Linked DNA regions of Mus musculus: regions 2, 3 and 4 are each linked to region 1. Evidence: chromatin loops called from intact Hi-C (ENCODE). Cell type or tissue: gastrocnemius. All regions are shown on one strand. Links, peaks and the distances in the headings refer to the core of each region. The heading gives the core; the rest is flanking DNA.

What was found. Hi-C counts contacts between places; a loop is a spot of excess contacts. Peaks named below come from ENCODE experiments on the same cell type or tissue, not always from the same donor. Only the 100,000 strongest peaks of a DNase experiment are listed, where the experiment ranks them.
Region 2: a loop joins it to region 1, with 8 times the contacts of the local background. A loop is called at or near these places in 8 of 42 quality-filtered maps.
Region 3: it touches region 1 in a loop (7-fold over the local background); 18 of 42 quality-filtered maps call a loop at or near these places.
Region 4: it touches region 1 in a loop (5-fold over the local background); 7 of 42 quality-filtered maps call a loop at or near these places.

Annotation. Positions count from the first base shown.
Region 1 is chr4:136,320,398-136,327,910 of GRCm38, reverse strand. It overlaps Hnrnpr (heterogeneous nuclear ribonucleoprotein R), which reads right to left. Exons shown (of 11, transcript NM_001277121.1): 6 at 499-675. Among named protein-coding and RNA genes, the nearest start is that of Hnrnpr, 13 kb to the right of the region's middle. In gastrocnemius, for the core only: a CTCF peak has its summit at 3,418 (motif pointing right); a DNase peak (open chromatin) is centred at 3,509; H3K27ac peaks cover 795 bases.
Region 2 is chr4:136,202,233-136,209,745 of GRCm38, reverse strand. It overlaps Asap3 (ArfGAP with SH3 domain, ankyrin repeat and PH domain 3), which reads right to left and starts at 3,381. Exons shown (of 25, transcript NM_001008232.2): 1 at 3,099-3,381. The coding sequence starts at 3,227. In gastrocnemius, for the core only: a CTCF peak has its summit at 3,133; DNase peaks (open chromatin) are centred at 2,732 and 3,446; H3K4me3 peaks cover 2,825 bases; H3K27ac peaks cover 2,874 bases.
Region 3 is chr4:136,256,775-136,264,287 of GRCm38, reverse strand. It overlaps Tcea3 (transcription elongation factor A (SII), 3), which reads right to left. Exons shown (of 11, transcript NM_011542.2): 5 at 6,302-6,364. Among named protein-coding and RNA genes, the nearest start is that of Tcea3, 13 kb to the right of the region's middle. In gastrocnemius, for the core only: CTCF peaks have their summits at 3,697 (motif pointing left) and 4,526 (motif pointing left); DNase peaks (open chromatin) are centred at 3,440 and 3,667; H3K4me3 peaks cover 816 bases; H3K27ac peaks cover 4,104 bases.
Region 4 is chr4:136,239,215-136,246,727 of GRCm38, reverse strand. It overlaps Asap3 (ArfGAP with SH3 domain, ankyrin repeat and PH domain 3), which reads right to left. Exons shown (of 25, transcript NM_001008232.2): 17 at 7,370-7,513; 18 at 6,525-6,610; 19 at 6,262-6,377; 20 at 5,655-5,722; 21 at 5,463-5,573; 22 at 5,160-5,355; 23 at 3,847-4,072; 24 at 3,187-3,280; 25 at 155-2,939. The coding sequence ends at 2,868. Among named protein-coding and RNA genes, the nearest start is that of Tcea3, 5.0 kb to the left of the region's middle. In gastrocnemius, for the core only: CTCF peaks have their summits at 2,292 (motif pointing left) and 4,242 (motif pointing left); DNase peaks (open chromatin) are centred at 4,226 and 4,487; H3K27ac peaks cover 1,096 bases.

The sequences.
Region 1 (7,513 bases), core at 1,460-6,459:
ACTGCTGCTCTAAAAAACACAAGGTCGTAAGAAGCTCTCAGAGAAAAGGAAAGCCACGGAAGGCTAGCTGTTACACAGCAGAAAGTAAGAGAGTTAGAATACAAGTTGTTAACTGCACAGCTGGATTGTGATACAAATAAAACAGATTCACACTATTTCTTAAACCAAATCCTAAAAACGTCCTGGTCTTCCGGTTACACTCTGCAGAACCATGTCAGACTCCGTCATACTTCAGTACCAATTCTAAAGCTCGACAGCGAGAAGTGACAGTAAAAGAAAAAACTGAATTTGTTTGGTACTAAATAAAATCATACTAACCAACCTTGTTAGCTTAGAATTATAATCAGAAAAAATAAAAGGTTACATACCAAATCAGTCAATATAAAGATATTAAAGGCAGTGACTAAAGAAAATGAAGCAATGCTAGCTGCAAATGCTGTTGAACCGCTTTATGCTCTGGAATGTTCAGTTCTTGGACGACAGACTCTTACCACATACCAGCTTAACTGCTTCCTGCGCAGCTTCTTTTCCACAGAAGGTGATGAATGCATAGCCTCTGTTCTGACCAGAGAGTGGATCCATCATGAGCCGTAGATCCCAGATAGGACCAGCCTTCTCAAAAAGGGGCACCAATTCATCCTCATACAAGTCTCTTGGGATTTTACCTACGAAGACCTGAAATAAAACTTCCTATTAGAATCCAACATAAGCACTCTTCATTTTAGAACCAGAGTCAGACTTCCTGTCTCCTGTTAGGAGATAAAGGCACAAGATACTTAGTGTTCCTTCTTTCTTTCTCTGTTTTTGAGACATGGTTTCTCTGTATAGCCCTGGCTGTACTGGAACTCACTGTGTAGCTCAGGCAATTTGAATCTGGCAGTTGATTTGGATTAAATATGAACCCTAACTTTTAATAAAGTCAGGCAGATGAGGTTACACAGGCACTTGTGAGGCAGACGCAGGTAAATCTCATGTGTTCCGACGCCAGCCTCATCTAAACAGGTAGTGCCAGCCTTGCCAAGATTATAGGGTATGATCTTGTCCCAAAAAAAACAAAACAAACATAAAAAAGCCTTATGGCCATCGACAAAAAGTTAAGGTCTATACTGAACAGAAACTGGTAGCTACACAAAACTGTACTCACAACTTCAATTTTTTTTTTTTTTTTTTTGGTTTTTCGAGACAGGGTTTCTCTGTGTAGCCCTGGCTGTCCTGGAACTCACTTTGTAGACCAGGCTGTCCTTGAACTCAGAAATCTGCTTGCCTCTGCCTCCCGAGTGCGGATTAAAGGTGTGCGCCACCACTGCCCGGCTACAACTTCAAATTTTAAAATTTTATAATTTGCCTTTTCTCACAAATCTCTGAGTTACAGGCTATCTTGGTCTATAAGCACCAGGGCAGCCAGGACTACAAAGTGGAATATTGTTAAAACAAAGAATAAAGAAAAAGCTAATCTGTACCTTCATAGAAATATGATATTCATTTTTATAAAACAGTAATTTAGTAAGAAAATTAACCTATATTTCATCAAGTTTTCTCAATATTAAAATCTTTGTTATCTAAAAAAGCAACCTTAATAGTTTTCAAAGCCTCTTGCCAACCCTCCTCCTTCAGCCTCCTTCCTAAGTAGCACATCATACTTGGCTAGCACATTTAATTCCAAGGATCAAAAAGATTATTTTTATACCATTTAAGGAAGTCATAGTATTTCTTTAATTATAAGCAAAAAATTACAAAGTAGAGTTAAGTATAAGATAACAAGAACATTGAAGTAGAAAATTAGCAGTTACATCAAAAATTTCAAATTTCTCCAACATCAGTATTGGGGCGGGGGGGGGGGGGATTGAGGGTTCAAGACAGGGATTTTCTGTGTACCCCTGGTTGTCCTGAAAATGTCTTTGTAGACCAGACTGGACTCAAATTCAGTGATGTGCCTCCCTCTACCTCCTGAGCACTCACTCGGTTTACATGTCCAGCTCTATACAGTCTTCTGATAAAACATTTATAAGCCACAAAATCTGAAACAGTAAACTTTTACATTAAGTTTTCTAGTGAAAACTCATCTACATCAAAATTTTAAACTCTGAACAATGACCTAACCACAGACAACGAATAAAGTAACAAAAGCATTCTGAAGCATGTGAAAGATATCACTGGGACTGGGCATACAGTTCAGGGTAGAACGTCTCCCATGAATGAGTAAGACTCTGGCTTCAATCCCTAGCACTGCAAATAAGAAAGTTAAAAAAAAACAAAAAAACAAAAAACAAAAAACAACAAAAAACTATTAATGGTCAAGCATGGTGGTGCAAGCATGGTGTACCATGCCCAGCACTCAGAGGCAGAGGCAAGTAGAGCTCTGTAAATTCAAGGCCTGCCTACATTACATAATCTAGCTTCAAACCAGCTACATAGTAATATAGTGGACATAGAAGCTTCAACCTGTGTTCCCAGCTGCTCAGTAGGGAGAGGTAGAAGGAGGATCATCTGAGTCCAAGAGTTGAAGAGCAAGCAGGACAAGACAGCAAAAACCCACCCTCTCTAAGCCTAAGTAATTAGGCTGTGTATGTATGACCTCATAGATATCCTGTGTATATTAGTGAGAACAAACAAAACTTGCTTCCCGGGCTGGAGAGATGGCTCAGTGAGTAAGAGCACTGACTGCTCTTCCAAAGGTCCTGAGTTCAATTCCCAGCAACCACATGGTGGCTCACAACCATCTGTAATAGGATCTGACGCCCTCTTCTGGTGTGTCTGAAGACAGCTACAGTGTACTTACATATAATAATAAATAAATAAATCTTAAAAAAAAAAAAAAAAAAAACTTGCTTCCCAGTGCAGTCATAAAACACTAACTGGAGACTATACATACAGCATGATCAGGTTAGACAGGGTCTGAGAGCCTACGTACTGTTTAAAATAACAGCCACCTTTTTTTTTCTTTTCTTTTTTTTTTTTTTTTAATTTGGGGCTGGAAAGATGAAGGACCACGGTTTAATTTCCAGACTGGCATGACAGCTCACAACTATCTGTAACTCCAATTCAGAAGCTCCAACATTTCTCATACAGACATACATGCAGGCAAAACCTTAATGTACTTGAAATAAAAATGAACTTTTAAAAATTATTTTTATTTCTGTATGTATGTATCTGCTTGTCTGCCTATGTGGAAGCCAGAAAGCTGTGCAGAAGGAATTCCTCTGGAATGGAGCTCCACACAGCTGTGAGACACCCAGTGTAGTGCTAGGAACAGAATCCACCCAGTGTAGTGCTAGGAACAGAATCCAGGTCCTCTGCAAGAGCAGCAAGTGATCTTAATCACTGTGAAACTTCCCTAGTTTCTTTTTTTTTTTTTTAAGTATGTGTTTTTGTGTTTGTTTTGTGTGTGTTAATAAGTACATATGAATGGAAGAGCCTTTCAGAGACCAGTAGATGGCATCAGATCACCTGGAGCTGGAATTACAGGCACTGTGAGTAGTCTGACCTCAGGCCAAGAAAATAATTCCAGAAGAGCAGCTACTGCACTTAACCTCAGAACTATCCCGGCAAACGCTGGTGGCCTGTTTAGGAGACTTACATGTAGCACAGGTTGGCCTCTGGACTCATGGCATAGCTGAGGGTGCCCTAGAAGTCTTGACCCCAACCTGACTTCCCAATATTCACTGAGATTAGTCATGTGCCACCATATCCTGCTCTAATTTTTTTAATTAAATTTATTGACTTTGATTGAAGTCAGTGTCTGAGAATGAAGCAATATTAAAACTGAATCTGGAAATAATTAAGTCTATTCTTTAGAGAAGACGTTCTATAAGTTACTTCCACAGGTATGCACTCATTAACAAACTGTGAAGCAGTAGTTATCCTGAGAATGAGAAATGCACAAGAATGATGGGTGTTTCTGCTGAAGGATGAAAGCTAAGTGGTTAGACAACCCAAAGTCAATTCCTAGAACCAACTGCCTGCAACTCCAGGTACTTAGGGCCTCTGCACACAACTCTACACAAGTAATGTACATACACAAAGAGAACACAGGTGCTGGGCATGCCTTGAATCCTAGCACAAGGTGGCAAACGGAGCTCTGTGAGTTTAAGGCCAACCTGGACTACAGAAACTTATTGGTCTCTGCTCCCAACCTTGTACTGATTACAAACATGCTACCAAGCCCAGCTTTTACACTGATGCTGGGGATTATAACTCCGGGCCTCAAGCACTTTACCCTCTGAGAGACCTGTTTCAAAAACATGGAAAGCTAGATATTCAGCAGGTAAAAAATGCTTGCAGCACCAGCCTGACAATCTCTGGAATCCACATAAAAGTAAAAAGTGAGACCCAACTCCATAGAGTTATCTTCCGACCCTGACATGAACACTATGAAATGCAAACCATATCATTCATGTATGCTTGCTCCCACCACCACATATACACACATAAGATAACATTTAAAAAATAGGACCTGGACCAACGGTTCAGCAGTTTCAAGAACTTGGTGCTCTTGCAAAGAACCCAGGTTCAGTTTTCAGCCCCCACAATACAAGCTCACAGCACCTTGCACCTCCAGTTCCAGGGAACTCATGCTACTGCTCTCACATACAAATTAAATCAATCAGTCTTATTTTTAAAATATGTAGTGGGAAGCAATTGAGGAAGACACCTAATATCAACCTCTGGCCTCATCGTAAAAACAGCATACATAGCTGCTTTTAAACTACATTGCCCTCTTGGAGGTGTTTCAGGATACCTTATAAACAAAAAATATGGGGCTGAAGAAACGGCTCAGTGGTTAAGAGCTCTGTCTGCTCTTCCAAAGGTCATGAGTTCAATTCCCAGCAACCATATGGTGGGGCTCATAACCATTTGTAATTGGATACACACCTCTTCTGGTGTGTCAGCAACAGGATGCTCATATACATTAAATAAATAAATCTTAAAAACAAACAAACAAGGAATCTACCCTAAGAACAAGAAATATACAGATAATTCCATTTTTCATTTAGTCATCTTGTATGTGTGTTTATAAGAAGAAAAATTCTAATGCTAAGAACTCAAAGCCACAAGTGATGTAGTCTCAGTCACACAGCAAATTTGAAGACAGCCTGAGATACGTAAGATCCTTGCTTCAAACAAACAAGTAAATGAACAATATTGGGGGCCAGAGAGATGGCTCAGCCATTAAGAACACTGACTGCTCTTCCAGAGGTCCTGAGTTCAATTCCCAGCAACCACATGGTGGCTCACAACCATCTGTAATGGAATCTGATGCCCTCTTCTGGTGTGTCTGAAGATAGGGACAGTATACTCACATACAATAAATAAATCTTTAAAAAAAAAAGTAGTAGTAGTGAAGGATAGAAGAAGCTGTTAGAGATGAGGAGAGAAATAAGGCCAAAATATTACTTATTTGTACCCTATGATTCACTGATGATGCATGCTTCTATGAAGAACCTAGATGGCTCAGAGTCCCAATCTAACCCTTCCGATTATCACATAACATGATCTTATTCTTTTATTACATTTATACTGGGGATGGGAGTATGCACCATGGCACACATGCTAATGTCAGAAGACTACCTGCAGGAGTTGGTTTTCTCCTTCCATCATGTGTTGCAGGGATCCAACTCAGGTCACCAGGCATGGCATGTAAGTACCTTAACCCACTGAGTCCTCTTACAGGCCCACATTTTATGATTTTAAAACCATCACAAACTAATAATATGTAGATGGTTCTAATGTTTTTAAACCTGAAAATGCTTAGAATCTCTTTTGATATTAAGCATTAAGAAATAGAAATTAAGAAATAGAATATGAGGCTGGAGATATGGCTCAGAGGTTAAGAGGGTCCAGGTTCAATTCCCATTACCCACATGGTGGTTCACTACCATCTCTATCTCCAGATCCAGAGGAGCCATGTTCTCTTCTAACCTTTGCAGGCAGCAGGCATACAACTGGTAAGACATACACGCAGGCAAATCACCTATACACATAAAGTAACATAACTTAAAAAGTAGAATATTTGCACTATTGTAACATGAAAATGAAGGTTACAAGAACAAAAGGCAACAACCTTACTATACAAAGAGAAGACAGACCTTAAAGCTGATACTGGGACTGGTGAGATAGCTCAGCAAGTAAAGATGCTTTCCACACAAGCCTGGTGACCTAAGTTCAAACCTCAAACCCATGTAAGGGTGGGAAAAAAGAACCAACTCCACAAAGTTGTCCTCTAATCTCTATACAAGCACCTACACAGCAAACACATACACACACTTTTTTTTCCTAATGGTTACTACAGTCATCTTTGCTTATCCATTTACAAACAAACAAAAATATGATCTTTGCTCCTGATCATTTGAAAAGTTTTAGTTTTTTGAGCATACAATTTATAATAGTCTAAAATCATCACTCTCCTTAAAAACTGTTCAAATGGGAGTAAATTTTTTTTCTTGTAACTCTAATAGTCAACCTAAAACTCTCAAATCTCACAGTAACACTCCCCAAATAAAGAGCGGACACCGACTATCTGAGGAGCTACCCCCTTCAGCCTCACTCCCACTCCGATGCTCAGGAGACTCCTACAATGCCTGGAACCTCAGCGTGGGAGGGAGAGGCTATACAACAAGTTCAAGTCAGTCATAGACTATGAGACCCAGCAAAGTACACTTGTCACACATCCTGATAATCTGATTTCTGTCCCCAGAACATACAGTGGGAGAACAAAAGCCTTCACCCCACCCTCCACATGCCTATACTCACACACACACATCCTCTATCACACACTCCAAAGGAGATCCCATCTCAAAATAAATAAATAAATAAATAAATAAATAAATAAATAAATAAATAAATCCTGTACCACTCAAGCTAGCTTAAATTTGTTACAAAAAGGCCACAACTTCTTTTGTTTTTAAAAAACTCATCAAATACTGTGCACTGTGTTCCTGGCACTAAATATAGACAATGAAACCATCCAATCAGAAAAAGTCCCTGCATAACTGACTTTTTGTCACCTAGTTTCTCCATTTAAGGATCCAAGAGTGCTACAACACTAGGGAGAGAGGGAGGTGTACAGGGCTGCAGGGTGTGGGAGGGACGCAAGGAGCAGGGTGCTTGCTGAGCACACAGGAAATCGGGGTTGGACCCTCAGCACTACATAAACTGCTGTGGAATAAACTTATCATCTCAGCTCTTTGGTGGTGCCAGCAGGAAAATTGTAAGTTAGCTAGTTCTAGGACAACTTGAGCTACATAAAACTCTTTCTTAAACAACAACAACAACCCAAAAGTAGAAAGGCACTCGGATGGTAGTAGAGCACTCCTCTTACCCTAGCATTTGGGAAACAGAAGCAGGAGCTATCTCTGAGGTCTAGGCCAGGCCAGCCTAGACTACAGAGGGAGTTCCAGGATTGCCAGGAATGCACAGTGGAAAAGGGGGAAAAAAAAAGTCCAGAGAGAAACTTTTAAAAAAGCCTAAGAGTCACTCACTTTCCCACTTTCTCTCTCTCTCTCACTCTCTCTCT
Region 2 (7,513 bases), core at 1,100-6,099, 120 kb after region 1:
GCACCCGAGACTAGACCTGAGGTGTTGGGCTGTACTGTATCCCCACCTGATTAATATCAAAACTTTCGGATGGACTCCTTAGCCAGAGGTCGTACACACCCACAATTATAACATGCAGGAGGCTGAGGCAGAATTTGAGGCCAGCCTGGAGCTACATAGCAAAACCCTGTGTCAAAAGGAAAGGGAAAGAAAAAAGAAAGAAAAGAAATTCTTCCAGAAAACCAAAACCCCTGGGTACGGTTGTGGCAGTACACACCTGTAATCCCAGCATTCAGTAGTCAGAGAGACGGGAGTATCATGAATTTCAGGATAGCTTGGGCTAGACCCTATCTCAAAACACACACACGCACACGCACATACACACACACACACAAGCCAAAGAAAAGGTAATTCTGACTCCACCAGAATTTCAGCTATGCAGCGTGAGACATGATATGGATTTTAGGTAAACATTCCCCTAGCCATGACCCTTCCTCCACCTATCAGCTCTGAAGATAAGCGCTGGAAGTATGCAGATGTCCACAAGGGTGGCCTCTTACAGAGCAGGCGTCAAAATGGTCTCCTGGCTTCCTTTCGTGCTTTTCTTCCAACCAACCCCTGAATTCACTCACTCGTGTTCTCTACTAAACTGGAGTCACCTCGTCTTCTACCTGGAAATAGAACTTCCTCCTGGAAGTTCCCAAGATGCACTGGTCCTCGCTGGCTCGCTCCCTAGCCTGCTCCTTTGACCTCAGACAGTACTGACTGTATCTTTCCCTGGGTACTCAGGACAACTCCTGGCATTCTCAAAGGAGGATCATTATGCCCTTGGTGCCCAGCACAGAAACAGCACAGAGAACTGCACAAAACACAGCAGCCAGCCTGGCCTGCTGAGTCCCACGTGGCAGCTGCCTTACTTTCTCTGTGAAAGTCAATGGGGTGGTGGCTACAGAGGGGTCCAGGACAGTCAGGGGCTGCCTGATGCAGGGATTATTGTAATACTCCCTCATGTTGTGCAGAGATTCACAGTGAAAAACAGGCAACCATTTGCAACCCACTGAAGTTTTAAGCATGGAGGAACCGTGAGACTCGGGTTCAAGATGACATTATTGAGGCTTGGAAAAGTTCTAAAAGATGTTTGGGAGAAAGAGACCGGGACCAGAGGCTAAGGCAATCATGGAGGAATGCCAGCTACCTTAATCCCTTGCTCTGGGAGCTCAGGCAGTGTCTTGCCCTCTCTGTGTATGGGTTTTAACATCTTAAATGAGAGCAATTCTAGCTGATTTCTCTATTGCCAGGGTCCTTCAGCCTGGACATTCTTGGTTCCTATGACCTGTCCAGGGTCCTTCCCAGTAAGGTGGACAAAAAAGTCCTGCAGATCCTAGAACAGAGTCTCTAGTTAGTTTCAGGAAACTGGTTAGAGCTAGGAGCCTTGATTCAGGAAGCAACCGCGGTTTCAAGCCTGGTATTAGGTTAGTCATGTCCAGTACTGGAGGGAGGAAAAAAAAATCCCAGTATCAAACTACATGTAAGCCCAGCACAATAACAGAGAGACATGACCACGAAACCAACCAGAAAGCTCCAGCAAAATCTCTAAGTCGTAAGTCAGACTTTTCATTTGGGGGACGCTGGAATGGTGAGGGGGAAAGCTGAGTTTGGGGATCTCCTGCCTTTCTGTTGCAAAAGTGAAAGCTTGCAAGCACATGGATCTGAAGGGAAAGAAAGAGAAAAAGAAAAAGGAAAAGAAAAAGAAAAAGAAAGAGAAAGAGAAAAAGAAAGAGAAAGGAAAAAAGAAAAAGAAAAGAAAGAGAAGAGAAAGGAAAAGAGAAAAAGAAAAAGAAAAAGAAGAGAAGGAGAAAGGAAAAAAGAAAAAGAAAGAGAAAGAGAAAGGAAAAGAGAAAAAGAAGAAGAAAAAGAAAAAGAAGAAAAAGAAAAAAGGAAAAAAGTTGGATTTTGTCTGGCCTGACCTGAGGCAAATCTGAGCTTACACAGTCAGGTAAGGTCAGTCAAATGCATGGACACTTAGCCAGAGCAGATCTCTCCCCTCTGATCCAACACTGTAATGGACAACCTGGAGGAGAGGATGATGGATAAAATCCCTAAAGATGCTGAAGGGTCCTGAGGCGTGGTGGCTCTGAACCTATGCATCATTTGAAATCCGACAGTCTTTGTATAATTGTCTGCCTTCCTTACCAAAGAGGAAAAAGTCCAGACAGAGAGCCAGCCAGTCAGGGGAGAAGAGGAAGGGAGATTTCCTAAGACCTCAGCTCAGGGTATTTCTGGGTAGCTTTGTATCTGCCACACAGTAGGTACAACTTATAGAGAAGGCCAGACTGACCACTGAAGTCCAAAATGCCACCTCAACCCAGGGCATTCTCTAGAAGAGAGCTGGGTTCATATTATCCCCGTCTGGCCCCAGACTACAGGCTCTCTGCTCCAGTGTATTCCTAGGGGATGAAAACCTGCAGCGAATCCAGAGAAGAGGAATGAACTCCAGTGAGCTTGGGAATGGGGTGGGGCAGCCTACAAGGGCGAAAGAAAGAGCCTGGGACACTTTGCCTGAAAACACAAAGAGGAGAGGGGAGGGGAGAGGAGCCTATAAACTTGGCCCGCAGCAGCCAAGGTGAACCCCGGCTCCTGGCGCCTTCCCATTCACAATCATTCCACAAGGCAAGCCAAGTCTCAGAACCAGCAGCCAGGAGGAGGGGGCCTCCTCTCTCTCTCTTGCAGCCTGGGAGAGGTAAGTTCAGGACTGAGCCTGCTTCTCAGAAAGGGAGTGACCTGAGGGGCTGCATATTTGTGGGGTTCTAAAACGAAAACACAGAACTGTAAGCCGCTGAGCAAATACACATATAATGGGCAAGTCGCCCAAAGTATATGGGAGATGTGCCCCAACATGTGGAGTCTGTATCGAGGTGACCCCGAGATCCCATCTGGTCCTCTCTTCCCAGGCTCCACCTTGGGGACACAGATGTTTGAGATGAGCTCGGTTCCCACAGATCTAAGAGGGGCGGGTTTCTGGAGCGCAGCGAAGAGCCATCCTAGCTCCAAGCATTCCTGCAAAGGTCAAAGCCAGGCCCCAAGTTGACCTGAGGTCCCCTCCCGCCTCGGCCCCTCACCTCCTCCCGTGCCAGCGCCGCCCCGCGGCACCGGGGCATCTTGGCGGCGAAGGCAGCTGCTCCGGCTGGGGAACTGAGGTCCTCTGCGGTGACGGCCAGGAACTCCGCGACACTGAGCTGCTCGGGCATGGTGGGAACGAGGCGAAAACACCGGAGCTGCCTGGAACGCGGGGGACGCTGCACTTAACAGTGCTGGTATAGCTGCTCTGCGCAGGGCCTGTCTCACCACCCGCAGCGTCCTAGTCGAGGCCTCTTCACTCCCTGCTCCGCCCCGCCCCTAACTAACTCCGCCACGCCCCCGCCCGCCAGCCTTTCTCTCTCCGGCCACGCCCCCAGACCACTTGTCTACCTCCCTGGCCACGCCCCGACTCGCTGGTAACTCCCTGACCACGCCCCCATCCCCCTCACTCTCCGGCCACATCCAAGCCGCGCCCCTAACTCCCTGGTCACGCCCCAACCTCGCGTTGGCCCCACTCTGCCCTGCCTCCAAGACCTACAGATGGGGAGAGTTCTCCTGGGGCTCCGCTCTTGACTCCCAGCCCCCGTCCCCGATCCTCTTCCCTCCCTAGCCCCGCCTCCAAAGCCTACCACACACACACACACAGACACAGAGCCTGGCTCCTGGTTCTGGCTGGCTCCTGGTTCACTTGTTCTCTTCTCCTTAACTCTAGGTTCTTCAGAGCAGTCGTCTTCCTCTACCTCACCGGTGCTGAGATTAAAGGCAAGGCCTGTGCCACCGAGGCCATATAAGATCTTCGCCATCAGCCAGCTACGTGCCATTGAATCAATTGCCCCTCTGGTTTTTAAAAGGAATCATGTCATAACTCCGAATAAGTTTAAGTAAGAATGGGAGAGGTTCACTATTATCTCAGGTACACAGAATAGCTCGGGATTTTGTTGTTGTTGTTGTTGTTGTTGTTTTGCAGGTATTTTTGTTGTGGTTTGGTTTTGCCTGGTTTCTTAATTCCAGCCGTGAGCCAGGGGCCCTTCCCATTGCCTTGGACTCTTTCTGCTTCTTCTTGAAAGCCTTATTTTCTTCGTCCATCTCACAGGGCTCTTTCAGAGGCTTCCTCTTGACACCTTCATCGCCCAACCTGGCCCCTGGCGTCTGGTCCCCTTTCCCCAGACCAGATGCTAAGTGACCCTAACAGTTCCTTCAGACTCCAATGCTGAGTCTTCCAAATTTGCTTCTCCCTGTCTGCCTCCCTCGGTTTTTGTTTATTTGATTTGGGGTTTTGTTTTTCAAGGTTTAGCTCAAACATTTCAAACTTTACTACAAGGCTTATCCTGACCACCCTGTTTAAAACTAGTCACCTGCTGCTCCCCCCATCCCTCACTCCACATACCCCATTCATAATCATCTTTATTCTGCTGGGGTTTTATGAATGAATATTGGGCGCTCTTGGAGGCCAGAAAAGAGCATCAGATCCCCTGGAACTAGAGTTACAGATGATGGTGAGCCACCATGTAGGTGTTGGGAATTGAACCAGGGTCATCTGCAAGAACAAACATTCTTTAGCCACTAAGCCATCTATCTGTCCAGCCCCTTTTTAAAATTTTCAGTTTTAGAAATTTGCTGTGTGCATGAATGTGTGTGGGTGTGTGGGTGTGGGTGTGTGTTTGTGTGTGTACTCATGTGTGCACAACATGCAGGACACTGAACTCATGAGGGCAGAGGACAACTTTCAGGAGTTGGCTCTCTCCTTCCCACGTGGGTTCCAAGGATTGGACTCAAGTCATCAGGCTTGAGAGCGGACTCCCTTTCTTGTGTATCTGTTTATTTATCTTGAGACAGGGTTTTATCTAGACTCAAACTTAATGTGTAGCCATGGGTAACCTCACACTCCTGATCTACCTGCTTCCACCTCCTGGATGCTACTGCAGATATGGACCAGTACATCTGGGTTCTGCGATGCTCTCTCCGTGCTAGCCCTGAACTCTGTGCACTACACCTCTGAGAGCTGTCTGGGACTCTGCTTCCTAACTTCCTTCTTTCCTTCCTTCCTCTGTTTTCTTTCTTTCTTTTTGACAAAGGGTCTTACTATGTAGCCCTGGATGGCCTGAAACTCACTATATATACCAGGCTGATCTCCACCTCAGCAGAGCTCTGCCTGCCTCTGCTAGGATAAAGACGCGTGCCACCATATCTAGTTCATGCTGCTTTGTTTGCCTTCTATTTACCCTTCACTCTCTCCTACTACTGTGCAAATTCTGTAAGAAAAGAAGGGTTTTGTTCTGGTGAGGGCTTTGTGGGAGATCGGGTTAGGGTCCAGAGGCACAGACTGTCTGGTTGGATCCTGTCTTTGCTCTCTGTCTTAGGTAAGTAGCTCCATTTCCGTGGGTGCCAGTCTCCCCTTCTCTCACTGGTGGGACGAGGATGGCTTCCCTCCTGAGGTCGTCCAATCAAGTAGATAAGCGAAATGCAGTTTAGCCTTGGCACACCTTCGCCATGGTGATCATCACTCCCACAACTGATACACAGTAGGTATGCAATGAACATACCATGGTGTGGTGGTTTACCTGTGCTCAAAGTCAGCTGACCCAGGAGCAGAAAGGGCAGAACAAGAACCCAGGCTTATCTGAAGTCAGACTCTCTGCTTCTTTTGCTGCCGTGTGAGTTACCTTCTGGGGACAGGTTCTAGGTTCATCTCCAGGATGTAGGTAATCCATAATTTCTAGTGCAAATGAGAACTAATGAGGGGCCATGAGGCTGGCAGGAAAGAGGACTCCGCGCCCTGAGTCCGGGCTATGCTCTTGTACCCCACTCCCAGCGCCTTCTCGATCTAGCATGACCCGCCCACTTCTTCTGTTTCTCAGGAGAAAAGAACCAACTTCCATGCAGACTGACATCTGGCTGCTCCCATCACCTGCCTGCCCCAAAGGCTGTCCCTACTGCCCGCCAGCTCAGAGCCCCTGTAACTCCAACTCCAGGGGATCCAACACCTTCTCTGTCCTCCACAGACACCTGCACTCACAAGCACACACTTAAAGGCACATAACTTAATAAATCTAACAAGAGGGTATGAATATCAATCCATTTACACAACTGGAGTTCCTAAGAAGGGGATTTTCGTGTTCCCAGGACATGAACTAATAATGAAAGTAAAATCAATCGGTCCTCAGAGATGCTCTCTGTCTTGATCCTAGGCCCAATCCATATAATCCTCCCAAAATTAGCCCCCCACATGACTCACTTTGTCTTCTTGTTTATCCCTCACACTCTCTGTTGTGTTTTATAAAAAAGAAAAAAATCAGAATGTGTTTGTAGAGGCTCAGTATGGTGAGGTAGAAGGGGGTGCCTCTGCGGGCCCATGCTGAGACGTCCTTTTCCCTGAGGTACCAGCCATACCATACAACAGATATAGTATAGAACAGAATTTATTTAGGGCATGAGAAGGGGAGTTGAGGGAGAGGAAGGGAGAGAGAGAGAGAGAGTGAGAATGAGAGCAAAAGAGGAGAGAGGGAGAGAGAGAGGAGAGAGAGAGGACATATGGCGAAAGTGGGGAGGGGAATGGGGAGAGGAGGGACAGAGAGGGCAAGAGGGTAAGGAGGGGGCAGCAGCCCCTTTTATAGTAAATCAAGCATCCCTGGCTATTGCCAGGTAACTGTGGGGTGGAGCCTAGAAGGAATGCTAACTCTGCTGAGACATAGACGGACCCTACTGGACCTACTTCCTCTCTTTTCAAATCTTCCAGCTTGATAATTCCCTAACCTCAATTGCTCCCAAGAGTTCCTAGCCAAGAAACTGAAAAGTGCTCAAGAGTCAAACACAGTTGCTTCCCAGGGCTCAGAGATCTTTGTACAACCTCAGTTCAAGCCACATGCTGACCCTAATCTTTGAATCTCAATTCTTAAATTTCTTTAAGAGAGAACTACATATTTCCTGCCAGAAAGAGACCTAAGAGGACCACCCCCAACTTGAGCACCATACTTGGTGCCATGGCGCCCCCTAGCGTTGAATAGTGCGCAGCCTACACAGCTGGAAAGCAGAACACGGTAAGCAGTCTTGCGTACCCATTCGGGTGGGCCAGACTTCTGTAGAGCCCGCAGAACGGGCACCCCCACCCACAGAGCAGAAGCATAATTTTCTCCCACACACGTCAGTTTCCAGAGAACAGTGTGAATAGTTTAGATACTTCCAAAGTCAGATTCTCGAAGGGTCAGGGAATCCATGAACAAGTTTGGAATCTTCGGTATATGCAAACATCTAGGCACCATGGTGGAGCTTAAGAATAGGACTTAGGGTCCGTGAGATGGCTCTGGCAAAAAATACTTGCTTCCTGCCAAACTTGAGAAGCAGAGGCAGGCAGATCTCTTGTGGACTGAGGTCAGCTTGGTCTATGTAGAGAATTCCAGGCCAGCCATGGCTACATAATGAGACCCTAGCTCAAAAACAAAGAAATAAAACAAAAAAG
Region 3 (7,513 bases), core at 960-5,959, 63 kb after region 1:
AGACAGGTACTTTTTTTTTTTTTTAAGAATTATCTATTTATTTTATGTATGTGAGTACACTGTTTCTCTCTTCTCACACACACACACACCAGAAGAGGGCATCAGATCCCATTACAGATGGTTGTGAGCCACCATGTGGTTGCTGGGATTTGAACTCAGGACCTCTGGAAGAGCAGTCAGTGCTCTTAACCACTGAGCCATCTCTCCAGCCCCCTTTGCTCCCCCCATACTATTCTTATCCCACATACGGGGTGCCATCTTAGAAATGGATGTGGTTTGAAGACAAGCTTGAAACCCAGTGTGGTGGAGCATAACTCTTGCCTTTTAATCCCAGCTCTTGGGAGGAGGCAGAGGCAGGAGGATCTCTGTGAGTTGTAGGACAGCCTGGTCTACATCGTAAGCTGCAGGACAGCACTCTGTCTAAAGAAACCAAAACCACAAAAACAAAAGATGAGTTAAACTATCCAAGCTTGACTCTGGTTGTACATCTGATGCCCACGGGAACCAAAGCCCAAGCATCTGAGCTTCTGGTACCCAGGCTGCCAGCCAAACCGCGTGCTCTACTCATTACAGGACAGGGACACTCAGTGGTTAGTCTCCAGCTTTTCTGTACTGGGCTAGTTGCCCCCTCATATATAAGTTTATATCATCCAGTATTTATCAGGTACTGCATACATTTATATATTATCCATCCATCCATCCCATCTATTTGTCCATCCATCCATCCATCCATAAATCTATCCATCCACCCATCTATCATTTATCAGGTCCTTACTCTCCAGAAACTATGTAAAAAACAAGTAGCCAAATGAGATTCTCTCCCTCCCTCCCAGAGTTCACACTCTATTGAGGACTGACGATCTACCATCACTTACAGGGCCTGGCTGTTACCAAGTACCAGAGTTGGGTCAAACACTTCTTGAACACTTTCTAGTTTAATCGTCATAGGAATCCCTGATGGTCAATACCCTTATCATCTTATTTGTACACAAAGAAACCAACTTGGAAAATCCCATCCCTGAGGGGTACCTGGAATGATTCACCAAGACTAGAGCCCTGGGCTGTGTGTCAACACCTTCGCTGCCTCTGAAACATCCCCTACAGTGATTCCATTTACTGCAGTGACAAGATGGAAAAAATAAATAAAAATAAAAGATCTCACAGTCCAGGTTGTCCTCAAACTTACCATGCAGCTGAGGGTAGCAATGAACTTCTCTGATCCTCCTGCCCCCGCCGCCCAACTGCTAAGACTATAGGTGTGCATCCCTGCCTGGTTATGAGGTGCTGGGGTTTAAGCCTAGGCTTTGAGTACTCTAGGAAAGCACACTAATAACTGAACCACATCCCCAGCTGGACTAATTGGTTTTTGTGGTTGGTATTTGTATGAATGTGTATGTGTGTGTGTGTGTGTGTGTGTGTGTGTGTGTATGTGTGTGTGTATGTGTGTGTATATGTGTGTGTATGTGTATATGTGTGTGTGCGTGTATGACTGTGTATGTGTGTGTATGTGTGTATGCGTGTATGTATGTGTGTGTGTATGTGTGTGTATGAATGTGTATGTGTGTGTGCATGTATGTATGTGTGCGTGTATGTATGTGTGTGTATGTATGTGTGTGTATGTGTGTGTGTGTGTATGTGTGTATGTGTGTGTGTGTATGTGTGTGTGTGCGTGTGTGTGTATGTGTGTGAGTGTGAAGTCAACCTCAGGTGTTTCTCAGGAGCCAGCCACCTCATTATAGGAAATAGGAGATAGTCTCTCTTGCTGGCACCTGACTTACCATGGTTAGACAAGGCCCTGTGGCTCCTCCTGTCTTGACCTCTCTGGGACCAGGATTGTAAGCACGTGCCCAGCTTCTCATGAGGGCTCTAGGCTGTACCTGTGTTTGCTGAACCAGCTCTCAATCTGTCTCTTTTTTCTTTTAGGGGACAGGTTGTTTGGTTGTTTTGTTTTCTTTTTGAGACAGGGTTTCTCTGTGTAGCCTCAACGATCCTGGCACTCACTCTGTAGACCAGGCTGGCCTAGAACTCATGTATCTGCCCGCCTCTGCCTCTCTGGTGCTGGGATAAAAGGCATGCGCTGCGCCACCTAAGGAGTTTGTCTGAGAACAAGACTAAGTGAGCAGCTGGCATTCCCCAGAGTTCAACATTGGAGCTTCCTCTTACCAGTTCGTCACGTCTCACCTCAAAGGTCACATCCCCAGGAGACCGCCTCTCCCTGTTTCCCTACTGCATAGCCCTTACCCAAGTCTATAATTAACTTGCTCATGTGTTTATAAACATTGTCTGCTTCCCTCTTCAGATGACATCCACACAGAGACCGTGCGGCTCCTTCACTCCTGTAACAGTACCCATATTTAGCTTGCTAAATAGCCGTTGAATGCATGATAGACACTGATTTTGATCATAAAGAAATCAAGGACCAGGGAGTACAGATAGAGCTCAACTGGAGGGAGTCTCATCCTTTCTGAAAGGCAGTATTCCTATTTCCTGGGTTTATAAGAGAGCTCGGGCTAGAGAGATGGCTCAGTGGTTAAAAGCATTGACTGCTCTTCCAGAGGTCCTGAGTTCAAATCCCAGAAACCACATGGTGGCTCACAACCATCTGTAATAGGATCTGACACACTCTTCTGGTGTGTGTGAAGACAGGGACAGTATATATATAATAAATCTTTAAAAACAAACAAAAAGCAAAAAACACCAAGAGGGCTCACGTTCCCATTCCTCAGCGGAAAGGAGTCCCTGTTATGTGTGGCCCGGCATACATAAGGTTCAGGGAACCCACATAGAGGGAAGAGAAAAGCAACTCCCCAAAGTTTTCCTCTAACCTCCATGTATGTGCCATCATGCACGCACACGCATACGTGCACACGTGCTCTCGTAGTGAGTGTGCTCTCCGACAAATCTAGGCTTCAGAGACAAATTCCAAAGCCTGGTGCACCACTGTGACCTTGGGTCGGTTCTTTAGCCTCTGATGTCTCACATAGGACTAACAGTAGCAATCGTTTTATGGGTCAGTTGGAACAACTAAAAGAACCTAACGAAATCCCAGCAAAAAGCACCAGGTCACTTATCCCCGCACACGAGCAGTACTATCACACATGCCACCTTTGCAGCCTGTGATTGAGAGCAATGCCCGGGCTTTTCATTTCACCATCTGATCCTCACAATGACCTTGGGAAGTCAAAATCATTTCCACCCTACAGATCAATACGGCGAGTCTCAGTGAGCAGAACTGAGCTGTCTAAAGTCATCCATCCAACTTCCAAGCGGTTGAGTCAGATGGAAACGGCTGTCTGTCTTTCCAGTTCTCCTGATACATTTCACTGTGTTGAGAGTTTTCCAGAGTCCTCTGACCCATGCAAGCAGCAGCTGATTGGAGCTCTTTCACCTCTAGACCCTGGCTTTGTGCCTCCCAGCCTGGCTGGGAGCTGGCTGCCTGGCTAGGAGCTGGCTGCCTGGCTGCCTGGATTTTGTAACTGTGTTTTATCCAGTCACACTCATACATACCATCAGGGACTGCCAAACTCCAGAAAAGGCATTGTTAGTGAGGCTCGGGATTAGGTGCATTTTATCTGTGCCTTCCCTCTGCTCCCAGATTTGTCAGCCGCCACCCCAGCCTCAGCCCCAGCCCCAGCCCCAGTGCCAGCTCTTAGAAATCTTTTCTGGTGCCTGCCAGAGGCACATGGGGGCTCTGCTTGCTGTTCTTGGGCGCCACCTCGTGGACAATTCAGTTACTGCAACTTACAGTTGCTGCCAAGCCAAAGCAAAGTTGTTCGTGTGTGGTGTGTGTGGTGTGTGTGTGTGTGTGTGTGTGTGTGTGTGTGTGTGTGTGTGTGTGTGTGTGTGTGTGTGTGTATGTGTGTGTGTGTTTCTGTCTGTGGCTTGGCATGTATCTCTGTATCTGTGTGTCTCTCTGTGTGTCTCTGTATCTGTATGTCTGTCTCTGTGTCTGTGTGCCTGTCTGTGTCTCTATGTTTGTATATGTGTCTGTCTCTGTATGTGTGTGTGTGTGTGTCTGTCTGTCTGTCTGTCTCTGCATGTGTATTCCAGCTATAGTTCTCAGAACACTGCTTCCTCCCGTCACACCTATGTACAGCTTTCCCAGAGTTAACTCCATCTGCCCAGTGAGCGGACCCACCCCCAGCTCACTTTCTCCTTCTTATGTAAAGCAATCCTTGACATTCTTTCTGTGTCCCACCGCATGGTGTAGCCACTCCACCAAATCCAAGCTATGGATCCAAAGGAATTCAAGCTAGTATTTTGGTCTGTGACCTCTGTCCTGACTCAGAGGCCCTGAGTTTCAATCTGGAGGCTGCACCCTGGTGGGACACATTGTGTGTCAGTTGTGTCTTAGAAAACTCTGCACCTGCACATGTGGCCAATATTTACAATTGGAAATTTCATAGGAAGAAACATTAATATCTAGATGCCCTTTAACAACTGGGACAGTGGGAGAGCTGGCTCAGCAATCGAGAGTGCTGACTGCTCTTGCCGCAGAGCTCAGTTGCCTTTCCCAGCATGGCTTACAAAATACCTGTACCTCCAGGTCCACGGATGTAGTACCCTCTTCTGGCCTCTGAGTTCCTGCACATGTATGGTGCATATGAGCTCATGCAGGCAAAGACATATACACTTAAATTAAGCTAAACAACAACAACAAAACACATAATAATGGTGGACTGTGGGTTAGTGAGACGGCAGGGGTGCTTGCCACCAAACCTGACAACCTGAGTTGCATCCCTGGAACCTACACAGTGGAAGGAGAGAACCAACTCTGTTATAAGCTGTCCTTTGGCCTCCCCTGGGTATGGCACACACACACAAATGCATGCTCTCACGTACAAGTAATAAAAACCTGGAAAAATCCTAGAGAATGACGGTCAAGCACGCTGACACATCTGTAGCAAGCCTGCCTGAGTCCAGGAATTTCAGGTCGGCCGGGGCCTCAACAGTGAGGTCCTGGTGGCATACCCCCTTAACCCCAGCTACACAGTGAGCCTCTGCTTCACAAAGAAAGAACAACAAACCCTGACGGATGCATTGGATGGATGCGCCTTTTCATAAGGCAACCACTGGTTAGGGCTGGGCACTGTAACCCCTTCAGGTAGGCAGATTGCCTAGTTAGCCACACTCTGTGCTAGTCTTCAAACTGGTGATCTGATCGCCTCTGCCTCTCAGGTCACCACAGGCAGCTCAGAAAGATCTGAACTCTGTTTCAGTTGAGACATGGTCTCCTGCTATCCAGCCTGGCGTGAACTCTCTACACACTTAACAACGACCTTCAATTTCTGAACTTCCTGCCTGCATCTCCAGAGTTGTCTCAGGATCACAGGCGTTTATCAGCCTGCCCGGTTTACACAATGGTGAGGAATAAACTCCAGGACTGTGCATGCTAAGTAAGCACTCTCATCCCAGCCTTAATTCTTAGCAGGGCACCCCATGTGGTCTCCACCCTGACAGCTCCAGCCACAGAGACCCCATCATCGTTGATACCCTACATTGTCTCACATCCCAGATTCAACCATCCATAAATCTCACTCCAGCCAACACCTCCTAACTGTTCTCCTTTTCTGTTCTGAGCCCTACAATCTGATGCAGGCACCCGGACAAGCCTGATAACTCTAGCGCAGCTGTTCCAAGTTAGTGGCTCCATTTTCTAAAGGATCCACGAGGGGGGGAACTCAACCTTGCATCACCCCCCCCCCACTTCTGCTCCTGCAGACTCTGTCACTGTCCCTTGACTCTGTCAGGCCCTTCACGTAGGAAGGGCTCTAGGCTGAGCGTGGTGGCACACGCCTTCAATCCCAGCACTTGGGAGGCAGAGGCAGGCGGATTTCTGAGTTCGAGGCCAGCCTGATCTACAGAGTGAGTTCCAGGACAGCCAGGGCTACACAGAGAAACCCTGTCTTGAAAAACCAAAAAAAAAAAAAAGAAGGGCTCTAGGCTAGGTATGACCCCAGTGCTGGCATAACCAGCTAGCTCCCTTACCTCTTACTATATAGCCTAGGCTAGCCCTGAGTTTGCAGCAGCCCTCCTGTCTCCCAGATCCTGGCTTTGGTTTGTTTGTTTGTTTTTCAAGACAGGGTTTCTCTGTGTAGCCTTGGCTGTCCTTACTGAGCTTAGTTTGACATTGGGCATGGCACTCTGTGGCAGAGTGACAGTGACTGGTCAGAGTCATACCTGCAGGTCCTAGAATTTGGAGGTAAGGTAGCGTAAGTTTCCTCTCCTACCTAAGGCTTCCCCAGCTGAACAGAGCCCAGCCCCCATTCCTGCAGAACTTGAACTTGGCCCTTTCCATTACCTTTCCAGCGAAGGCCTTTTTGGAGAGGAGGTGGTGGATGACCTGGAGTCTACAGAGTCTCTCCTGAAAGACACAAAACTGGAGATGATGCTGTCTTGTAGGCTGGCAGCAACACTGCTCTGCTAGGAGAGGAAACCTTGGGGCAAGACCTGCGGGACAGAGGATGGGAGAGACTGCCTGGGCTACAGCTGCCAAGGAAAGAGAGGCCCCAGTGTCCCACTAGTCCCTCTCACCCACCCCTGCCTGACAAAAGAATACAAGGGAGGAAACAGATGTCTGCAGAAATGTCACCTCCATGCGACCCTGTAATGCCTAATTACCCCACTGAGAACCCCCAGCAGGCCCTTCTCCCTGCTGTCAAGGCAGCCTCTGGCCTGGGTTCCCAGGTTGGCACAGGTTGGCACAGCTGGAGAGACTGAGATGGCTACTTAGGAGGTTGGGGGAAGCACACACAGGCTTGGGAGATGGAAGAGTTGAGTTGAGTTGGCAAGTGGGAACAAGTAGGGGACAAGATCAGGTGTGTGCTGCCCCCAAACTCTTCGAAGAAGCCAGTGTCCAGGAGAAAAAAGGGACAGAAAAAAGAAAACCCACCCAATCCTACAATCCCTGTGCTCTCAGCGTGACAAGGTCAGAGGTTAAAAAAAGATTTAAAAAAAAAAAAATCTTTGCTTTCCAAAATGCACTGAGCAACTTCTAGCCTTGAGTGAGCACCGGGTCCTATTTGTATAAAGCTTGGGACTGTAAGCTGTAGTTCCCGGTTTACATCTTCTAGGGTGGTGTAGAACTTACTGTCCTACGGCACTCATTATGCAGCAGCTGTCCATGAAAGTTACAGAAAAAGCAGTGTGGCGTGGGGACTGGGCTGGGTGAGACCGCGGAGGCAGGGAGTTGCCTAGCATGTGGAAGGCCCTAGGATCCATCCCCAGAGCTGTGAGGAGAGGTGACAAGGGACAGGAAGGGGGGGGAGTAAGGGAGGAGGGGAGACGCCAAGCCGGATGGCCAGACTTTGATATTCTGAACCCACATGGTAGGAGGCAAACATGACGCCTACGCCTACAAGTTGTCACATGCGCATGTACACTTTTTTTTTTTAACGTTTGTGCATTGAGGCGTTTAAAAGATTCTGAAGGTGTGTGTCTGCAGTGTGACAATATCTACCACAAACTTATCAATGCCAAACACAAACCCCAAGAAGCTAGGCGATTTCCCAGT
Region 4 (7,513 bases), core at 1,136-6,135, 81 kb after region 1:
GCTGAAAAGTCCTTGGCTATAGCGGAGTGTTGTGGAGAGGTCCGGGATGGGTCCGGAAGGGCGGGGCCTTAACACCATGTGGCCAAAGCCAGGTTTTTCTTCAGTGGAGCTTCTGGGAGGCCTCTTGGCCAAAAGAAGCTTGAAGGACCCTAAGAAAACGCGTCAGACTTTATTATGCAAATAGAAGAGTCAATCTCAGGAAGTGGGAGGCCGCCTCCTCGGTACAGCCAGCATTTGCTGGTACCCATTGTATCCCTTCTGCCCACCTGTCCAAGAGAGAGGTCACCTGCACACAAAGATGCACACAACTGTCTTATTTCCCTGTGAGCTTTGGGGGGGGGGGGCAGACAGGGAACTGATACCCTCAGAGGGGTTTCACCATCGGTGGTAAACACCCCATTCTTTACTCTCAAAGGGACAGCGCAAAGGTATTTGCTAACTCACTATGGCCCTGCCTCAGTCCCCAGAATGCTGGAATTACAGATGTGTGCAGCTGTGCCAGCGTCTTTTATGCTTGTGTGTGTGTGTGTGTGTGTGTGTACTCGGCAGGAGGCAGGCAGCCAGAGACTGGTGGTGGTCTCAATTGCTAGCCTCCTTATGTTTTGAGACAGGGTCTCTCACTGAACCTGGAGCTGCCCAGCAGGCTTCCGGGATCCTCCAGGGTCTGCTTCCACAGAGCCAGGAGTCTGGGAGGACACTGTGTACTTAGCTCTTGGCATAAGCCCTGCAGATTCGAACTCAAATCCTCAACCTTGCGTGTTGTATGGCAAGCACTTTCCCAACAGCCTTCTTCTCTGTCCTTCACTGCTGACAAACCTTTTCTGTTTCATTTCTCCCCTTGTTATGCATTCAGGGCTCACCTCACAAACTCCATTACCCAACTCATCATCTCAGGGCAACCAAGAGGGGGTGTGGTCGGGACCATGGGTGAGCCACGAATCAGGTCCTCAGGCTCTGGCCCAGTGTGCTTTTCCTGCACACCAGGGGTTCTGAGCCTGGCTGCTGACAACATTTTGGATTGGCTAGTTCATTGCTGTGAGGATAAACCATACCATGTGGGTATGGGTTTTTTTTTTGTTTTGTTTTTTGTTTTTTTGTGAGACAGGGTTTCTCTGTGTAGCCCTGACTGTCCTGGAACTTACTCTGTAGACCAGGCTGGCCTCGAACTCAAAAATCTGCTTGCCTCTGCCTCCCGAGTGCTGCAATTAAAGGTGTGTGCCACCACGCCCGGCTCATGTGGGTGTGTTTTGAGTGTGTTTTCTTCCTTCCTGGTGTGGCAATGTGGAAGGGTGAGTGAGCCTTTAAGGGGCAGCGCCTAGTGGAAGGCAATTATGTGAGGGGCTCTGCCTCTAGGGAGTGAGTTCTTACAGAAGTGAGATTCTATAAATAAAGCAAATTGCGATTACTGCACATAAGTGCTTGCTTTCTCCTCTTTTGTGATGTTGTGACAGACGGGGCCTTTTACAGGGCATTCATGGCATGCTGTTTGGACTTTCCAATCACCAGAACCCTAAGCCAAAGAAAACTCTTTACTGTAGAAAGCACCCAGCCTCTATCGTTCCGTTACAACGACACAAGACAGATTAAGAGATGCTGTAAGGAGGATGCTGAGGGCACCCTGAGCTCAGCGATGCCCCCTCCAGTCCTTGCCTCACCAAATGTCTCCTGTGGCAAAACTCCCTGTTGTTCTCTGACCACTACTCTTTACCAACCTGGCCAGGGAAAGCATCCCAAGTCCCAAGAGTCTCCCAGGGGAATTCGTCCCTTCCCCCAGGAATCCTTTGATAAGTAAAACAGTAAGAATGAGATGAACACAAGTTGACCTGGGGCTCAGAAACAATCCTGTTTTAGGACCAAGGACCACAGCAGCCTCCAGAGTGCACAGTTCAATTCCTAGCCACACTGCTGGCTACTCACTTGGTGCCCTCTGGCCTCCCCTGTTCGGCTTGGCCCACCCCTGCAGGCCCCACCACCAAGGAGGTGTGAAACAGAGCTGTCCATGGTTGTTGGTGGTCTGGCTTTGTAATTGGACTAAGCGATGGTGGGATTTCTGGCCCTAGAAAGCAGACTTTTGAAGTTTCTCTTATCTTCCCAGCGCCTTTCTCCTTTCCTGATCCCTCGTTCCCCCAGGCTTCTGAATTCATCGAGAGAAAAGTGAGAGAAATGAGATAGGTCAACCCAGACCATCCTTTTCCTTTCTGTGAAATCAAGGCAGGTGAGTCATATTCTACTTCCAGACGGAGGGACACAGTACAGACCCCAGGGAGGGTAAGGCTGCCCTCTAATGGAGCATACTTTAGACTGGGAGTCACAGGCCTTGGCCACCGGAACTGGGCTGTAACAACTGCAGTGACCAGACAGGAGACCAGCTGAGGTCAGTCCCGGCCCTGAGCTCAGAGCCATCCCTCTGCAACCTAGCTCTGCTCCTTCCGAGTCAGTTCTTGAGCCCAGCTTTCCAGTGAGGATCCGCACCTGCGGGATGTGTGTCCTATTCATGTGGCATCCATAGTACCCAGCAAAGGTCTGGACATAAAGCTGGACTTCGCTAAAGAAAGTCACCAGATTGATAAGTGGCCACGAGACAGCACCTGGGCATGAATGATGAGAACGGGTCCCACGCTGGTAGGGAGAAACACAATCCTAATATAGTAGGTATTGAGAGTTGTGTAACTTAACTCAACCCAGACATTGTCAGATCTAACTCCAGGGCTGCCTGGCTCAGGACGTCAGCCCCAACACAGAAGGGCCAGTGTCCTTGGCAGGGTCATGGTTCCCATAAGGAATGTGAGCTCCCAGATCTGCGGTCTCAAGTCCCAGCTCTGAATGTTGGGGTCCAGTGTGAGCCATGCAGAGGGGTCAGCAAGGAGCTAGTCGTGCAAGAGTTGCAGGGAATCCGGGAGAACCCCGATCTTTGAGCCATCTCCTTCCACGAGGCCAACCTGGGTGAAGAAGGATGAAGCTGCCAGTTAAAGCTTCTTTTGCATCTTCTCTGGGAAACGGCTACAGTCAGGCTCGAACTCACACAGTCCTGGACTAAGCAGGAAGGTGGCACCAAGCTTAACAGTGGCTACCTCAGCCCACGGTGTTGTCACCACGGAAAGAGGTCTCCCTCCCCTCTCTGCCTGTTCTTGAACCAACTCTACAGCCCAGGCACCTACACTTCAAAGCATACACAAGTGCGCCTACCGGAATGTGCCTTCTACTACACAGAGGCTGCCGGGCAGAGGGACTGTCTTCCAGACTTCGGCCTCCCCGTCTGTAGGATCGAGTGCTCTCTGAGCTGGAAGGCAAAGATGACCGGTTGTTAACTCTGCTGGCGGAAGCACCGCAGAGGGACCCAGGTAGACAAACAAGGCTGGGAGGGGGGGGGGCGGGGTGAGGAGAATCAGAATCCACCAGGCCCCTAGGCTGGGTCTTCACAGGCCCTGGAGGTCTGGAACTGACCTCTCCCCAGAGGGCTCTGAGGGCACTCCTAAGTCCATAGGGAACTAAGTCTAGACAAAAAGGGTTTGCAGAGAAGAGAGGCATTGACTCCTGGATGGCAGTTGGGGATAAGATGGAGCCCTTAAGAAAGATCCAGGCAGGCAGGAAGAGCTAAGCCTTTTCTCCTCCCACCAACCTCAGCAGCCCAAGCCCCAGGCTTCTCCTTGGTTCTCCCGGGCAGCCTTGGAAGCAGGTGGATGGTAGAGGAAAAGGTAAGCCACCCTCCGCTCAGGTCCAGCCCACAGCTTGGCTCCTAGAGGGAGACTATGGCCCAGGCTTCAGAGCAGTTCAAGTGGGGACGCCAGCAAATGCTTGGAGCGGCAGGGGCCATACCAACCTGAATTTGGCAGGGGCCATACCAACCTGAATTTGACAGGGAGGTACACCTCAGCAGAGGTAGTTCCAGATGCCAGGCCAGGGCGTGAGATGCTGGCTGATTCCTGGAGGCCCTCTTCAGGGCTAGACGGGGCCTGGCTCAGCCCCCCGGGTTCCACTGAGCTGGTGAGGCTGGAGGAGGAGGATGCTGGGCTGCTCCGGTTTTCTAAGGCCTCAGGAGATTCTGATCTCAGGCTGGGAAGGTCAGAACGATCTAGAACCACAAAGTGACAATGTTTTTCTTTAGTTGCCCTCCCCCTACCCCCCTGTAGTACGAAGGTAGAAATGCTGGGCTGGTGAGAGATGGCTCAGTGGTTAAGAGCACTGACTGCTCTTCTAGAGGGCCTGAGTTCAATTCCCAGCAACCATCTGGTGCCCTCTTCTGGCGTGCAGGTGTACATGCAGACAGAGCACTCACATTAAATAAGAAAAAAGTAAATTAATTAATTAATTTAAAAAAATAGAAACGCTTTCCTCTTTGCTCACTGTCAAAGCTAACTTTGGCTTCTAGGATCCATCATGGTCCTTTCCCAACGTCCCAGCCCTGTACCCCAGCACTGTCATTTAGTAGTCACGTGGCCACCATCCCACCTACACCCTGGACCCCGGCCAGTAGCCATGGCTTCTGTTCATCTTCTCCTTGGCTTGGGCCTTCCTGCCCATCCTGCAAGCTCCGCTCTGCTTTGGCACCATGTCCTTCAGGGAGTCCTCCTAACCCACTACCAGCTCCAATAGGATCTACCCCCTCCCAATCTCTCTCCTGCCCTTCCAAAACAGGCTCTGCCAGGCTCTTCTCAGAGCTGGAGTGAGCAGTCTGCGATGGACCCAACGTGGAGCTGCTGGGATGGATTAGCAGGCTTTATAGTGTGCAGAGCCTCCTGTTATAACCGATTGCTCTCCAGTCTATCTCCTCACTAGACTGACGCAGGGCACGCTCTACAAACGCCTGTCTTTTTGTTCAAGTGGCACTGAAGGATCTGAGCAAGACCAACCTGGGTTGTAATCTCACAACAGAAGCTTAAAAAGTCACTGAACATCTCCATTTCCTGAAGGAAGGGACAGCAACCCTAAGGGAACTTTGATGGCAGGATGGTCTTGCCACCCTTCGCTCTGCTGTTCTCAGGGTCTCAAGGAACCCAAGCTGGCCTTGAACTCCTGACCCTCCAACCACCTGCTGAGAGCTGAGATTACAGGCACGGGCTGCCACCCTTAGCTCTGCCATGCACACACAGCTCAGTGCCCCACATAGCGGTCTCTCAGTGAACGGCTTCATCATGATACTTCTGGGAAGCCAACTGTACCTCCACTGCAATGTCCGGCTCGCCCGAGGACTATGGTCCGAGAAGAGTTTTTGATGGGCAGGGGTGGGGGACTGTCCTCACTTTGGCTCTGAGTGGTGGCTGGTCCCGGGGTGGCAACGGTCTCATAGGTCTTGTTGCTGATGTCCAGCCTCACACTACCCCAGCAGGCCTGCGCTGGGGGCTTCGAGGGGCAGTGCTGCGGAGACAGGGCCACTTTGGTTTCCACAGTCAGCCTTCCTCTTCCCACAGCAGGCCCAATATGGCTCCTGTCTGGTACAATCGAGGGGGAGGGGCTGACCCTACCTTTTCTTCCTCCTCCTCCTCCTCACTGTCAAAGCCGTGTTCCATGGAATGTCCCCAGTGGTAGTCCATATGCAGAGGGAAAGCAAGCGTCCCCGCTTGTGCCTGCTCCAGCTGCCAAGAACAAAGGCTTGCGTGTCAGAGGGCCGGCAGGCTGAGGAAGGGTTAGAGGGCAGCCTCTCCGGTCAGACTCACCAGCTCTTCACATTCCTTGTGCTGTCTGTTTCTGGCTATGTCCAGGGCTGTCTCTCCAGCATCATTTACTGTGAAGGGCAAGTCCAGACCATGGTCAGATCAAGGGGACGCTGCAGCTTAGAGATTAATATGGGCCTTGGAATCAGATTGGCTGAGTATGAAAACTGGTTCTCTGACTTCCTGTATGGTCTTAGGTGGTCTGCTTAGTACCGCTGGGTCTTAACTGTCTCATTTAAATGAATAGGATACATGAAACTCTCTCTCCAGGCTGTGAGGATTGGCTGATTAACAGTATATAGATCACTTATCATGGGACCAGATACATGCTATCTAGTAAGCAGGCAACAGTTACATCACTAGAACCCAGATTCAACTAGAATTTGCTTTGTTCCCTGTACACTAGCAGGCTTACTAGCTCTGTGAAACTCCCATTTTATAGATGAGGAAGCTGAGACCCACTGAATGACAACCCCGGAGTAGGGCAGAAGCAAGCCAGGGGGAGTATGCCTGCATAAGGTGTGCTTGCTGTCAATGCTCTGGTCTGTGAGGGCAGAAGGCCCCATCCGCAGTGGTCAGAAAGGAGTCTGGAGGAGGTGTAGCGACGCACCTGCCCCCACGGGAGCCCTTCCTCTTAGCAGCAGTTTGAGACAGTCTAGCTGGCCGTGGAGCGCCGCGCAGTGCAGGGCGGTGTTTCCATCTGCAGCTTTGGCATCCAAGTGGCCACTAGGAGGAGGGGGTTGCAGGGAGGTTCCAGGAGGGAAACAGGCAGGCAAGGAGTAGGGGTGGGGGATCCCCAGTCCCAGGGAAAGAGAGAGGTGGGGCAAGGAGGGAGTCGGGATCAGCGAGGGTTGATGGCAGGCAGGCTCTCACCCATTCTGGATGAGGAAGTCCACTATCGGCAGGGAAGCATGGCTGGCGACTCTGATGGCCAAGTGCAGGGCGAGCTCTCCTGGTGCCTGGACACACACATGGCTGAGTTTCCCCTGCCACCTGCCCTCTTGATCCCTTGTTGCCCCAACATCTCTGTATATGATGTCATCAGGATGAGATGTCTGGATAGACCCTCACATTAGGGAAGCGTGGGAAGGCCCAAGCAGTCTTTTTATGGCTTCCTTCAGTGGTTCCCAAATCTTAATCTGGCCGGCCCTCCCCTTTTCTCCCACTTCCTCACTGAGGTCTCTCTGGCCTCCTGTTCCCTAGCTTGCTGTGCTGCCCACATCACCCAAGTGCTCAATCAAGTGCTATTCCCCCACTGCCCACTGGGGGGCCTGTGACGGTTTCAGTTGTACAATTCAGAGCCATCACAGTCTCCTTCAGTGCTGGCGACAATGCAGAGCCTCATAGGCAAGCTCCCGACCCTTAATCACCGGGCTACATCCCAGGCCAGTGACAGCCAGCTGTTTTGTTTTTAAAAGATTGCCTTCGTTTGTGTGAGCCTCCATGCGGGTACTGGGAACTGAATGTCAGTCCTCTGAAGAGCAGCCAGTGCTTTCAGCTGCGGAGGCCACTCTCCAGTCTCATAAACATTAAATGTTTGATCAGTCACAGGAATCCTACTGATGAAATCCTTCCTTCCTATCTCATGAACGTATCACCAAAATCTAGTGGCTTTCATGACTCTAATCAAACCTGGCCTTCCCAGCTTCCAAGGCTAACCCATTTTACAGACAAGGAAATAGGACTCCTCAGAAGCCCCCTGGGGGAGGGGCTCTCACCTGCCCATCAGGCCCTGGCAGCAGCTGTCCGAAGTCCTGCCCATTGGCAAAGGCCTCCAGGACGGAGAGGAGGTCCCGGCTGCAGATGGCTGTCCGTAGCTTCTGGGGATCTGGTGTGGAATGGCGTGCGAACTTGTGTTCTAC